Linked DNA regions of Mus musculus: region 1 is linked to region 2. A link is a loop called in an ENCODE intact Hi-C map of the cell type or tissue named here. Cell type or tissue: heart. All regions are shown on one strand.

Region 1 (2,500 bases), 180 kb before region 2:
CAATGCATAGCAGAAGACCAAACCTCAGCATCTTCCCTAGAGATTGTACCACAGAAATATGGCTTTACCAGTTACCTAATCAAATTTCCTGGTTGTTCTGTGACTGCTTTTTGCCTCACTTTTGTATACACCAAATTACGGATAACCAAACCCTGTTCATTTAATCAATGATGCTAGACTTGGCTCAGAACTGTTTGATTTATATTGGAAACATCATCAAAGATCAGATCTCTCCTTGCGAAGACTTTCTTCTTGTCTGTTTGATTTACTCTGGCTAGATCTTGAGTTTGGAAGATGACATTCATTTTTTTTTTTTATAGCATTTGCAAAAATGTTCTCAAAGACTTCAGCAAATTGCCTATTTGTATGTGGGTTAACCATCCGCTAGTCTTAGTTGGAAACGGGATCGTTATCATTTTTTAGGTGAAATCATGCTACTTTGTTTAGGATGGAGACACACTCCACAAGTTGCCAAAGCATGTATGTACCTAAGTGGGACTGGCTTTGGGGGTGAGTAGGCTACCATTAGTTCTGGAATGGTCTATACGGAGGTCCCACATATAAACCTTAATTTGCTTCTCTGGTTGGACAGCTCTGGTTGCAGTAAGTACAGCAATGGCACATTTAACTATCTTCTTTATATGAACTTCTGAGGCCAACGGCTCCTTCTTACAGTCAGGATACTCAAGAGTTGGCCACTGTCTTCAATTCGTTTCTTTGGATGCTTGTCTCGAGTGTTTCTTCTGCTTGGGCCTGGCTGGTCTTCTCTGTGCTCGCAGACCTCAACACAATCACCTTAGCTTCCCCTCAAGTAAACCTTAACTTCCAAGGCCGAATTTTTCCCCTTTTTCTTTGGGGCTTCTTCAGGCCAAGTTCGGAACTTGCTCATCAAGACTTAACTTCCTGGGGCTGTCTCTCTGGTTACAGCAAAGGCCAGGCGCAATCCTTTCCCAGAACTTGGTGTTGCAGCGCGGGGCTCAGGTGGGACGGCACGCTCAGGTGAGCAAGCTGATGAGCGCGGCGTGAGGGGCTTTGCGCTTTTCCCACAGAGTCCGCCCACCACAGCTGCGGCTCCACAGCCGGCCTCGCCTCCCGCGTCCGGCGTGGCTGAGCTCCGGAATGGCTGCGGGTGGCAGATCCAGATGCTGCCCAGCTGCGTCCCCGTCGCGGCACTTCGGGGCGCAGTGAGCTTGAGGAGACGGCCGCCGCCCGCCGTGGGCTTTGTCCGTCCGCCGCTCCGCCCCGCCCCGTGCCTCCCCGCCCCCTCCGCGGTCCCACTTCCTCGGCGCGGGAGGCGGGAGCGCGCCGGGCAGCGAGGGGTTAAGCCGACGCGCTTGAGGCGCGGAGGGATCCGGAGGCGAGCGGAGCTCGGTGCTGAGGCCGCCTCAGCGGAAAAAAAAAAAAATGTCCGCCTGAGGAGACCCACAAGTTCTATCGGGGGGACAGCCAGCCCGCCCGGGGAGCCACGGGCGGCTAAGCCCGAGAGCCGCCCGAGTCGCGCCGACTCAAGCACTCGCGGGGGCCCGAGGCAACGCAGCCGCCGGCGGCGCGTGGGGAGGGGGAAAGCCTGAGCCCGCGCTCCCGGCCAAAGTGAACTTTAATCGGGAAGGTTGGATGCGGAGCCCGGGCGGCAGGTAACCGCGGGCGGCGGGCGGGACGTGCGGAACTCAGGTCCCTTTGTACGGCGCGGAGCCCGGGGCCGCGTCCAAGTTGCGGCGCGCGGCGGGGCGGAGGCGCGAGCTGCGGGGTCCAGGCCCGGGCAGCGGCGCTCGGCCTGCGCGGCGCTCGGGGCTCGGCGCTCGGGGCCGGGGAGCCGCCGAGCCCGCCTCATTGTTCCGCGAGTCCGGGGCAGGGCGGCCCAAGTGGGAGGTGGAGGCCGGGCGGGAGTTTGCGGGGCGCGGACGCGCGTGGGGCGCTCTCAACCAAGCCGGGGACCCCCGCTGGGGACGTCCGGGCCGCAGACGCGGGCCTGCGAGCGGCGCGCTCCCCGCAACTTGTCAGCTCTATTGTTGCTGAGCGAGTGAGTCACTTGGTCTCCGGGTCGCCGCCGCTTTCTCGCTCCCTCGCTGGGCGCGGGCTCGCTCCGTACTCCTCCCCGGGGGCACCCCGAAGCCGAGCCACCTTGGAAACTTGCGGGAGCCACGGAGCCACGCGTGGGCTCCCGTGTCGGAGCGGCTTCCGTCACTGTCCTTCGGGTATGCGTGGGGATCTGGCGTGTCGCTCGGCGCCCCCCACCCCGAGCGCTGCCTCTCTCTCTCTCTCTCTCTCTCTCTCTCTCTCTCTCTCTCTCTCTCTCTCTCTCTCTCTCTCCCTCTCTCTCCTTCTCACGTCGAGCGTCCGGGTGTCCGCGGCTCAGCCTGTCTTCTCTGCCTTAGGACCTGCTAGAAGTGGCTGAAGATGAATCCCCAGCAGCAGCGCATGGCCGCGATAGGGACCGACAAGGAGCTGAGCGACCTGCTGGACTTCAGTGCGGTATGAGAGCTTTCCTCCGCATCTTGGG
Region 2 (2,500 bases):
AGAGCAAGTGAAGTAGGAAGGAAGGTGGCATTGGTATAGGCAGGAGGCTATGTCACAGAGAGTGTTGGACTTCACTGCTCACGGGCTGCAGTGTTCTCTTTTGAGGACTGGATAGTTAGATTGGTGATTGGAGGATTGGAGGCTAAGAAGGATGGGGAAGGCACAGCTATCTCTTAGAACAAAGTTCAGCTTCTGCTGTGGGAGTGCTCTCTTAAAGTAGCATAAAGCATAAAGTAGTTAGAAAAAAATGTTAAGATCTGAACCATGTAATTTAATCTGGATTTATGAGTTTAGAGCATAGTAAAACAAATTCTGTGGGAGGGGAACCTTAATGTATCAGGTAATAAACAGTTATAATTTTCCACCAATGAGAATTAGATTTTTGCAAGTTTCTTGTCAAGGAAAATCCTTCACCTACTGTTCCTGTTGACTCTAAAAATTGACAGTTGTGCTGTCGTATATAGATTAAGGACTTGGAACATACAAAAACTTGTACAGTAAATCTTACATAATAAATGATTATTATAGTCTCAAAGATTATTGTCAGTTTTGAACACTTGGAAATAGCAAAGTAAATAGTCTATTTTTTAGTGACTTTTCTCATTGCTGTGATCAAATACCATACAAGTAGCAACTTAAAGGAGAAGATATATTTGGCGCACAAGTAAGAGTACCTTCCATCCTGAAGAGGAAGGCATGGCAGAAGTATGGAGCAGGTCATGATATCCAGTTAGGAAGCAGAGAAGGATGAATGCTAGTACTCAGGTCACTTTCTCTTTTCCTTGTATAAGATAGATTTGTTTGTTTGTTTACTTTCTTGCTTGCTTATTATGTGTACAGTGTTCTGCTGCAGAAGAGGGCACCAGATTACATTATATAGATAGTTATGAACCACCATGTAGTTGCTGGGAGTTGAACTCAGAACCTCTGGAAGAGAGCAGCCAGTGCTCTGAGCCATCTCTCCGGCCCACTTTCTCCTTTTTATTCAATATAGAATATTGGCTCATGGATTGTTGCTCCCCACATTCAAGGTGGATTCTCCCTTTTCAGTTAATTCTTTATAGAAACAATATCATAGATATCCAAGAATGTGTTTAATGGTGATTTTTAATCCAGTCAAATTGACAATCAAGATGTACTGTTACAAGCAATAGCTTGGTGTTATCAACTGTTGAAACTGGGCTACTAGAACAAGGTTTATTGTACTTCTTCTCTGTTCATGTAAATATGAAATTTCCCAGAATAATAATCAGAGTCTTGAAGCTGTCCAGGTGTGGATTCGTTAACTGCATGCCTAACACCAGATTGGATTAGGTGTTACCCTCAGGAATACTTAGTGAAAATCGGTTTCACATAAAAGCTTTGAAGAGTTTTCTCAGAATACTATTGTGCTCCTAGGAATATATCACAGGGCTCTTTTTAACAGAAGGTTTCTAAATTCAAATATTCAGGAAAAAGTTGTTACTTGAGAAGAGGTGTCTTCAGGAGTTAGGGAGTTGTTCCAGGGTCTCTCATTCTTTAGTATGGGTTGGCTAGAACCATTAAACCTGCTCTCTGAGATCCCAGTTCCTGGGATACAGCATGGGCCAACACATCAAAAGTAAGATCACTAGCAACCCTACTTAAGTATGTCTTTTTTAAATCCCTGTAGTAGTCTTTTGGAAGTGGGGATACCTTCCACAACTGTTTAAAAAAAAGAAAAAAAAACTTTTTAAAAAGTTGTCATGTTTGTAATTACTTAAATACTTAATATATTCAGATGACTATCTAGCTTATCTTCTTCATGCAGCTTTTTTTCTAGGAAGTATTTTTTGTTCTTTCTCCTGCTTGGCAGGCACTTGCAACATATCCCATGCCCTTCAAGAAATTTTTCATAATTGATATGCAACTTACATATTTTACTCTGATAAATTTTCATTGGCTGGTATAAAATTTGGGGAAAAGGGTGAAACTTTTCATTAAGAATTAACTACTAAGATAATAAAATTTCTCTTTGCTGCTTATACTTAAGGAAATTTTTTAAAATTTGAGCTGTTCACTTAACATGCTTTAGAAACTCAATCACATGTAGGTTAAGTTTATTTCTCTTTAAGCCGGAAATGGGAGAATTGCTGTGACAGGATAACTGTCATTATCTTCTCAAACCTGTATGACATTTAAAAGCATAGACAATGATAATTAAAATTTCCAGAATTTGTATTGGGAAAATAAGATTTATACATGTTAAAGAACCTGGCTAGTTGTAACTAGTGTATTACTGACCCGGGAGGACATTTGAAGCAGTGGGGTTTCTGTTACAGTTTTCTGTGCATGCTCCTTTCCCAGCCCCCACCCTGAATTAATATACTGTCCAAAGTGTTGGTAATGGCTCGAAGCTGTGCAGGTTACACAAAGCATTTAATGAAATCGTGTCTTAGACAAAACGCTTGTGAGGGTCGTAATTAACGGCTCGTTGTCTGCAGTTCTATTGATTACTCATTCACAATGCTTTGTTCTCAGA

What was found. A loop is a pair of places that touch in the nucleus more often than their neighbours do. Peaks named below come from ENCODE experiments on the same cell type or tissue, not always from the same donor. Only the 100,000 strongest peaks of a DNase experiment are listed, where the experiment ranks them.
Region 1: it touches region 2 in a loop (2.3-fold over the local background); 2 of 42 quality-filtered maps call a loop at or near these places.

The regions. Positions count from the first base shown.
Region 1 is chr9:72,110,710-72,113,209 of GRCm38, reverse strand. It overlaps Tcf12 (transcription factor 12), which reads left to right and starts at 1,391. Exons shown (of 21, transcript NM_011544.3): 1 at 1,391-1,634; 2 at 2,376-2,472. The coding sequence starts at 2,398. In heart, no CTCF peak of the experiment used is centred here; DNase peaks (open chromatin) are centred at 1,329, 1,889 and 2,439; H3K4me3 peaks cover 2,035 bases; H3K27ac peaks cover 1,812 bases.
Region 2 is chr9:71,931,475-71,933,974 of GRCm38, reverse strand. The region is part of intron 6 of Tcf12 (transcription factor 12); the gene reads left to right. Among named protein-coding and RNA genes, the nearest start is that of Cgnl1, 160 kb to the right of the region's middle. In heart, no CTCF peak of the experiment used is centred here; no DNase peak of the experiment used is centred here.